Linked DNA regions of Homo sapiens: regions 2 and 3 are each linked to region 1. Evidence: chromatin contacts called from ENCODE Hi-C or POLR2A ChIA-PET data. All regions are on one chromosome and are shown on one strand. Each heading gives the region's core, a stretch centred on a gene start or an enhancer-like site at or near the end of the contact. The rest is flanking DNA. Distances are from core to core; before and after follow the strand shown. Region 1 overlaps PSAP (prosaposin). Region 2 overlaps ASCC1 (activating signal cointegrator 1 complex subunit 1). Region 3 overlaps ASCC1 (activating signal cointegrator 1 complex subunit 1).

What was found. Hi-C counts contacts between places; a loop is a spot of excess contacts on that map. ChIA-PET counts read pairs that join two places held with the same protein, here RNA polymerase II (POLR2A). Pooled maps may share reads with other maps.
Region 2: a loop to region 1 is called in a map with no recorded cell type, with 12 times the contacts of the local background. The contact joins two enhancer-like sites. A Hi-C loop is called at or near these places in 3 of 37 single-sample maps with no recorded cell type and 4 of 50 pooled maps. POLR2A ChIA-PET finds 5 or more read pairs at or near these places in 1 of 52 experiments (Panc1).
Region 3: a map with no recorded cell type shows a loop between it and region 1 (20-fold over the local background). The contact joins two enhancer-like sites. A Hi-C loop is called at or near these places in 8 of 37 single-sample maps with no recorded cell type and 5 of 50 pooled maps. POLR2A ChIA-PET finds 5 or more read pairs at or near these places in 2 of 52 experiments (PC-9 and naive thymus-derived CD8-positive, alpha-beta T cell).

Annotation. Positions count from the first base shown.
Region 1 is chr10:71,834,795-71,837,749 of GRCh38, forward strand. All of the region lies in intron 1 of PSAP (prosaposin), which reads right to left. Among named protein-coding and RNA genes, the nearest start is that of PSAP, 15 kb to the right of the region's middle. RefSeq lists enhancers at 1,082-1,851, 1,669-1,738, 1,849-1,948, 1,852-2,621. Within about 2 kb of position 1,522, at least 26 of the 41 ENCODE cell types and tissues checked have a DNase peak (open chromatin) inside an H3K27ac peak, as active enhancers do.
Region 2 is chr10:72,171,930-72,174,884 of GRCh38, forward strand. All of the region lies in intron 5 of ASCC1 (activating signal cointegrator 1 complex subunit 1), which reads right to left. Among named protein-coding and RNA genes, the nearest start is that of ANAPC16, 43 kb to the right of the region's middle. Within about 2 kb of position 1,435, at least 5 of the 41 ENCODE cell types and tissues checked have a DNase peak (open chromatin) inside an H3K27ac peak, as active enhancers do.
Region 3 is chr10:72,131,158-72,134,112 of GRCh38, forward strand. It overlaps ASCC1 (activating signal cointegrator 1 complex subunit 1), which reads right to left. Exons shown (of 10, transcript NM_001198800.3): 8 at 1,900-2,024. Among named protein-coding and RNA genes, the nearest start is that of SPOCK2, 44 kb to the left of the region's middle. Within about 2 kb of position 1,449, at least 2 of the 41 ENCODE cell types and tissues checked have a DNase peak (open chromatin) inside an H3K27ac peak, as active enhancers do.

The DNA.
Region 1 (2,955 bases), core at 272-2,771:
CATAAGTAATAAGGTATCATCATAACCTTAAAATGTTTCCATAAGTAACAAAAGAAACCATAGGAGAAAAGACTAACAAATTCAAATACAGGGAAGATTTTGACTTCTGTAAAATGGATAACAACTGTAGAATGAAGGGTTTTTTTAAAAAAGAAAAACAGGCTGGGCACGGTGGCTCACGCCTATAATCCCAGCACTTTGGGAGGCCAAGGTGGGTGGATCACGACGTCAGGAGATCAAGACCATCCTGGCTAACACAGTGAAACCCCATCTCTACTAAAAATACAAAAAAAAACAATTAGCCAGGTGTGGTGGCGGGCGCCTGTAGTTCCAGCTACTCGGGAGGCTGAGGCAGGAGAATGGCGTGAATCCGGGAGGCGGAGCTGGCAGTGAGCCTGGGTGACAGAGCGAGACTCCGTTTCAAAAAATAAATAAATAAATAAATAAATAAATAAAATAAAAATTAAAATTAAAAAAAATTCATACCCTTATAACATAAAACAATGGCCAGCTGCCGGTGGCTCATGCCTATAATCTCAGCACTTTGAGAGGCCGAGGTGGGGTCAGTTGAGTCCAGGAGTTCGAGACCAGCCTGGGCAACATGGCAAAACCTCATCTCTACAAAAAATTAGCCGGGCATGGTAGCACGCACCTGTGATCCCAGCTACTCGAGAGACTGAGGTGGGAGGATAGCTTGAGCCCAGGAGGCAGAGGTTGTAGTGAGCCGAGATCTCACCACTGCACTCCAGCGGTGAGCTACCATACCTAGCCCTAAAAATATTTTATAAACTGCCTTGAGAGTGCCTATGTTTCTTAAAACAGGTCCTTGATTTTAGAACCAAAAAAATGGGGAAAAAAATCCTCAGATTCACATCTCACTTCTAGCCCAATTATTTAGCTAGGAAACAAGAGATTACATCGGACTACACATAGAGGATGGTGGCATGAGGGTCAAACTCCAACAGGCATCTCAGTAGGGTTGAACAAACTTTTGCTGCAATAGATACTTGACCCAAGTCTGAGACAGAAAAAAAAAAAAAAAAAACAAAACACAATCACCTGAGAAACACACTTAGAACCTCAGGAATCTTGCTGTATGCTGCTTCCCTCTGTAAGCCAATTCTACATACGTGTGTAACACACATAGGAAACACGTGTTGTATAGGTCAGTACGTGTTCTTCCTCCAGGAGAGGGTAAGGAATGAACTGCTTTCTTTCATTACTACCTCCACAAGCTACTCACACAAAGACTGAGTCCCACAAAGCTCGAGTCAGATCACCTTCACCCCTTCAGACACAAGCAAATGAATTATTCATCTGCTGCCCAGATTATAGCCTTCCCTGTCCCCTGGGAGCAAAATCACAAACACGTCCAGTTCGCAACCTCAACCAAGCTGGCCACATTCCAGAGGCTGCTGGTTTGGACTCTAGTTTCCAGGGGAAAACATGTGCCAGATGCAAATCAGTACCAAGCTCCCCAGATGGCTCACAAAAGCTTAGTTAGCCCGCAGTGTAGCCAAGCATGGCTGGCGCCAGCCTCAGTTATAAATCTCAGGGGAGCGGTGGAGGGGAGGCAGAATTGAGTCATGAGGGTAAGGGCTCTGGGGACTGTGCGGTCACAGAGACAGCACAAATAGGAACCCCAGACCTGATGACTCCCACCACACCCTAGCAGGCCCTGGGCCCCTAGGACTCTGAAAAGGACCCATGATGACACCATGATACACTGCCTAGCCCTACCTCCAAATCAAGATGAACAGGAGGCTACCAAATGAGTCTCTAGGCAGAGGAAGGCAGAGTGATACACAGGGAAGCCAGAAGAGGATGGGCTCAGACCTCAGGAGACCAGAGCCAAGACAGAGGAGTCACCACCAAAAGCAGGGGCAAGTGACCAGCACCCCCGATTCTTAAAAATGCTCATCCAGTGTAATGTCCACCCAGCTACTTTCTCCAGCCCTCTCAGCAGGGAACTAGCTACAGCTGACCAAAATCTAGAGTGTTTCCGGAACACAACACACTCTCACAGGCCCATGTGAGAATACTTTGTAGGCTGCCTACTTCCTCTAGGAATGTGAAACAATAATCGTTTTCCATGATGACTTTGTTACTTGTTTTGGTCCGGCCAACCTGGACTGAAAATAATCTTGGGCAGCCCCTTGTATCTGAAACTGGCCCAGCTAATACAAACTGACTGTCACTTCCCAATCCATGACCTACTGAATGGCAGCAGGCCTCTTCCTCAGATCTGGAGGCAAAAAGATACGCATGGTGGAGAATTCGGTACGCCTATAAAGTCAAGTTCCAGCGTAAAACAGATTTCCGTGGACACAGGAAGTAACACGTAAATTCCAACTCCTAGAAAGTGCCTTCTTAGCAAGACACCCCCTTCTACCTCCAACCACAAGCCAAACATAAAGGTGCATGTTACAAAAACAGCCTGTGGTATGCAACGGATTCCATCTCCCAGGATGAACGACATGATGACATACGTTCATAGACTGCGTGTCCTCAGGGCAGGCACCACTGGGTGGTGCTGGGGAGCTCCCAGCCGCCAAGAGGTGCAAAGCCCACTCCCAGAGCAGATCTCCTAAGAGGGGATCAAACAGTGGGTCAGAACCTTTTGGGGACATGGATCCCTTTCCCAGAAACTTTATTACACACACATTTCTCCTAGCACTTGAGGAACTTCTCAGGTCCCAGCTGTGGATTAATCATAAAGCTCTACAGGCAAGGGTGGTTTTTCTCCACACAAGCAGGTAAACAACCCAGCTGAAGGCATGGCTACCAGCTCCACTGACTGCGCAGAGCCCGAGGCCCTCAGGCCAAAGAACAAATGAACAGTCACGATTTTCTTTACCCCAAAGAGCAGGAGGAACAGACATCTAAGTAATGGTGTGTGATCCCACGCATCGGTGGGAATGGGAGCGGCAAGGCAATGCTAACGGAGCCTTCCTC
Region 2 (2,955 bases), core at 185-2,684, 340 kb after region 1:
GGATGTGATTACTGTAAAAGTTGGGACAGTGGTTACCCTTCAGGGGAAGAAGACAAAGGCAAGACAAGGAAGTCTAGGGTGCTGATAAGATTGTATCTCCAGCCTACACGGTGGTTATAAAAGCATCCATTTGTTCTGTATCGTCTTCTGATGTGTGTTACATTTAACAATTTTGAAGTTTTTTTAGAAAAACTCTAAGCACAAGGCTGGGTGCAGTGGCTCACGCCTGTAATCCCAGCACTTTGGGAGGCCGAGGCGGGCGGATCACGAGGTCAGGAGATCGAGACCAGCCTGGGCAACATGGTGAAACCCCGTCTCTACTAAAAATACAAAAAATTAGCCAGGCCTAGTGGTGCACAACTGTAATCCCAGCTACTTCGAGGGCTGAAGCAGGAAAATCGCTTGAACCCGGAAGGCAGAGGTTGCAGTGAGCCAAGATTGCACCACTGCACTGCTGTCTGGGCAAAAGAGCAAAACTCAGTCTCAAAAAAAAAAAAAAAAAAAAAGAAAAACTCTAAGCACAAATAAAAGAGGAAACAGTTTGTTTTTAAGCTTTTATAGATGTTGGGCTTTTTTTTCTTTTTTTCTTTTTCTTTTGTAGAAATGGGGTTGCGCTATGTTGACAAGGCTGGTCTTGAACTCCTGGCCTCAAGTGATCCGCTGGCCTCAGTCTCCCAAAGCGCTGGGATTACAGGCATGAGCCACTGCACCCAGCCCAATGTTGAGATGTTTTAAAGGTAAAATTACACTAGTTCCTCTAAAAATATATAATATATATATTATATATAATATTTTTATATTATATATATTACATATATTATATATTTTTATATTATATATTATATTTTTTATATTATATATTATATATTATATTTTTATATTATATATAATATATATTTTATATTTTTATATTATATATAATATTTTTATATTATATATATTATATATTATATTTTTATATTATATATATTATATATTATATTTTTATATTATATATTATATATTTTATATTATATATTATATTTTATATTTTTATATATGTTATATACAATATTTTTATATTATATATATATTTCTTATATTTTTTTATATATAAAATATAGTGACTAGAGAGAGAAAAATGAGGGAAAGAAATGCCCTGTCACTAGCATGCCAAATCAAGACTTAACTAGTAGAGCCAGACTCAATTCTAAAGGCCTGAAAGTGCACACAAGTACCTTTCTAGACCTGGAAATGACTAGGAAACATAAGGGGAAAATGGCCTAATGGTTTAAAATTCCCAGCTTACTATCTCAGTCACTTTGATATTCCATTGCTCTTTCTTCCTTTTTCTTTCTCTTTATTCTTCAACTTTCTCTTGCATAAATTTGCTCTAATACCCAGCTAGAAAAAGGAAGTTCTACAACTTTGCTTTCCCTGCCTTACCCTTTGGGAGCCTAGCACTCTAGTCAACTTGAGTTTACTTGCCAAGAAAACACCAAAACACCAAGTACTGGGAAACAAAACACACAGAAGGCAATGGAGCAAGACAAGGTACAGACAGGACACCTAAGGGTCACACGATCGAAAGTCCTTTTTGGAATTATGAGTCATAAGGGTTCAAATAATCCTTAACTCTACTGTAGACTATATAATTTACAAGTAACTCCACTGGACAGTCTTTTAATGAATGGAGAAACGCTCTAAATTCTGCCCTACCTCACAATGCCATCTACCAAGAGAAACTTTTCTCTTACTGAATTATCTAAATTTAATTTGGAACCAAACAACCTTCAAGGCAACGGCATAAATCTCTAGAGCCACTGTTTTTCTTTGCTCGGAATATATCATCATATTCCTGCCCCAAGCCCATTCACTGAGATGAATGAAGACCAACGAACATCAAATTCTTTACTGCAGGGGTTTAATTACACTGGGCCCTGCTCCAAGCTTGCCATTACTTGGAGCTGGAACTATCTTACTCCATTAGGTTGGCCACCCAGGCTGGCGCCTGAAAGTTCTAATGGTATTGACCTTCCACCCAGCAGGGAGAAGCAAAGAGTGAAGTAACAGGAATTTCCTGGGGCAGTTTTGTTTATGAAAATAAACATGTTTCTTTATGACTAAGTCACAACATCACTAAGCCTCAGTTTCTTTCTTGTTAAATAAGGCCTCATCCATGCATGCGAAAGCTTCCTCTAAAGAAAACTTATGTACATGCCTAAGTCACAGTTCACCGAGTTCAAGGTCATGTCCTGACTCATCAGTCCTGAGTGCATGGAGCTTAGCCCTCTCATTCAAACTGCAGCTCATGATTTACCACTAGCAGTCACCACATCATCACAGGCCCTTCACTGGCATCACTTTTAATCCAGCACCCTGGGCTCGAGTGGGGCAGAACTGCTAATAATACTATCAGTAGGAACAATTAACAAGACATAATAAAATCTACACATATCAAGCTTGGGGAAAAGGGCAGTAGACAGCAGTATGGATTGGTCCATCATGAAGCATTCTCTGCTTCCTTAAAGCTCAACCATCCTTTCCATGAGATGGGATACAACACAGGTGCAACTGCCAGAGCTGTCAGCAAGTAGAAGGGAGGCCTCTCTCCAGACATAGACCTGTAAGCTCACACTCCACTACATGCTAGTGAAGAATCTGATCCAAATGTGTAGCACCCAGAATGTAAATAATTTATAGCTCTCTGCCTTGGTGGTACATGCCAATTGCCAGAGACAAAAAATAATTCTCAAATCATATTCACATATATCATCTTTTAGGAACTCCAGGTATAACAAACGTTTGTGCCTTTAACCTGGAGTAGAGAGCCTAGGGTTCTAATTCTAACTTTGTCACAAACCAGCTGTAATTAGGCAAGTCATGTCACTTCTCTAGCCTCGGCTTCCTCCTCTGTAAAATAAGGGAGGTGGCCTGGTTTACCTGTAAGTCAAAGGACCTACAAACTTTTTACAT
Region 3 (2,955 bases), core at 199-2,698, 300 kb after region 1:
TGCCTGTAATCCCAGCACTTTGGGAGGCCGAGGCAGGTGGATCACAAGGTCAGGAGTTCAAGATCAGCCTGGCCAAGATGGTGAAACCCTGTCTCTACTAAAAATACGAAAATTAGCTGAGCGCGGTGGCAGGTGCCTGTAATCCCAGCTACTCAGGAGGCTGAGGCAGGAGAATTGCTTCAACCTGGGGGGCGGAGGTTGCAGTGAGCTGAGATGGCGCCACTGCACACTCCGGCCTGGGCGACAGAGCAAGACTCCATTTCAAAAAAATAAAATAAAAATACACACACACACACACACACACACACACACACACACACTCAACTGGAACAAGTTCAAAGTTTTGGATTCTATTACCTACCCAAACAAGAGTATATAGGCTTTAACTGAGTTATTTGAAGCTCTCTTAATCTCAGTGTTCTCAAAAGTAAAATAGAGATTTATTTATAAGTCTTAAATAAAATTCAATATGGCATCACAAAATAGTAGTATTTTAGAACTAATAACTAGATAGCTACAAATTTCTTGGTCCTACCATGACTGTAACTAAACGGGGTTAATTATCAAATGATTGCCAGTTGGGATCTTTGGTACATATCTGAGAGAAATTAAAAGACGTGCCTTAACTAAAAGGGACACACAAATTGTCCTAACTAAAAACCTACAAATAGTCAATGATTCAAGTCCTGATGGAGTTATCTTCTCCTCTAGATAGATTTTTTTTTTTTTTTTTTTTTTGAGAAGGAGTCTTGCTCTGTTGCCAGGCTGGAGTGCGATCTCGGCACACTGTAACCTCCGCCTCCCAGGTTCAAGCGATTGTCTTGCCTCAACCTCCCAAGTAGCTGGGATTACAGGCATGTGCCACCACACCCGGCTAATTTTTGTATTTTTAGTAGAGACGGGGTTTCACCATGTTGGCCAGGCTGGTCTTGAACTCCTAAATGCAAGTGATCCACCCGCCTCAGCCTTCCAAAGTGCTAGGATTACAGGCATGAGCCACCGCACCTGGCCCCCACCTAGATTTTCTAAAACCAAGGTCAGGGCTCAAGAAAGGAAATGAAACCGGAATACGTGACCTTGGTGCTGCTAGTGTATTTTGAACCACGAGTCTTGGAAGGAAGAGCTGCATATGGCTTGAATGTGTGACTCCTGATCCGATGCTGAAGGTACTAGAGAAGCTTTCACTTTGGAGATAGGGACAGGAAGAAAAGAAAACTTCTTTTTGAAATAAACAACTATCCCAAATCAAGGATTAAAACAAGGCATTTTTATAAAAAGGCTCAGAGTCCATGAAGAAAAAAACTATTATTTTAACACAAGGTTTCTCAACCTCTGTGCTACGACATTTTGGGAAGAATAATTCTTTGTCATGGGGGACCGTCCCATGCATTGTAGAGTGTTAGACAGCACCCACTAGGTGCCAGCAGCAACCCATCTCCAGCTCCCTAACTATGATAACCAAAAATGTCTCCAGACAATGCCAAATGTCATCTGGGGGCAAAATAACCCCCAGTTGAGAAACACTGATTTAACATTTACTTTCACTAGCTCACCTTCCTTTCTTTTTTCTCTTTAAAAAAAAAAAAAGCCACCAAGTATTGCATGCGACATACTTATGCCAAAAATTTATTCACTGTTTATATAAAATTTACCAGAGCATCCTGTATTTGTATTTGCTAAATATGGCAATCCTATGTGTGACAGAAATAAAAGATCTGGAAGCCACAGTTCCATGCTATATATGTTCTTGCCCACCTCTACTATGCTCATCAGAATAAGCTAAGAGGTCTAAAAAAGAAGCTATATCAGAGATTCTTTGATAGCTCATTCTACCTAAACCTCAGAGATGCCACAAGGCCGCTGATCACAAACTGTGCTATAGTTCTCTGGGGGACTTACCATTGGGGTCTTTCCTGAATAGTGTATTCATAACTGTAGCATGCAGTTTCACACTATTCCACTCTTTCACTATTAGTCCAGATGCCTGAAAACGTTCCAGCACTCGATCAACTAATTCTTGTAGCCTGGAGAAATTGGAGAAAAGTAATGCAGAAATCTTAGTAAACTTCTGAACATGCGATTACCAATTCAACAATGTTTATGGAGCATGTGCTCTGTGCTAATCACCATACAAAGCCCTGCATCACAGGAGGAAGAATAAGAGACTCATCTCCCACCATCATGGAGCTAAAGATCAGTCTTGTTTGTCTGCTTAACAGATAGTAGAAATAAATGATGGCAATATATTATGGTGAGCGTGAAGGGAGTGATCAACTCTACATGGAGAGGGCCAGGTTTCCACAGGAGGTTTAGACATAGTCTGGAATGATCATTAAAGATTTGCAAATAACACCAGGGAAGGAGGGGCACTTCAAGTAGAAGAAGAAACAGCAAGTGCAAAGATGCCAAGGCATGCAAGATCACAGCATATTCAAAAAACTGTCAATTATTTACAATACAGTTATGACAGAGAGTGACAGAAAAGGGACAATGGAGATGAGCTAAGTCTATAAGCAGTGGTCAGATTAGGGAAGCCACAGAAAGACTTTCAAAAGGGAATTATGTGGTCTGATGTCCATTTTTGAAAGCTGACTCAATAGCAGAGTGGGAAGGGCTTTAGAAGAGGAACAGCTACAGAGGTCAGTCAGCTAGGTGGCTACTTCAACAGTCAACATCACTATGATGTGTCAGGCACAGTTCTAAGCACTTTTTATCTGTTAAATCATTTAATCCTCATAACCAATTATTATCCCTATTTACCAATACAGAAGCCAAGGCACAGAGAAGTTACAAAACTTGACCAACTTCACAAAACTAAGTGGCAAATCCAAAATTAGAAGGGGCCGGGTGCAGTGGCTCATGTCTGTGATCCCAGCACTTTGGAAGGCTGAGGCAGGCTGATCACTTGAGGTCAGGAGTTTGAGACCAGCCTGGCCAACATGGTGAAACCCCATC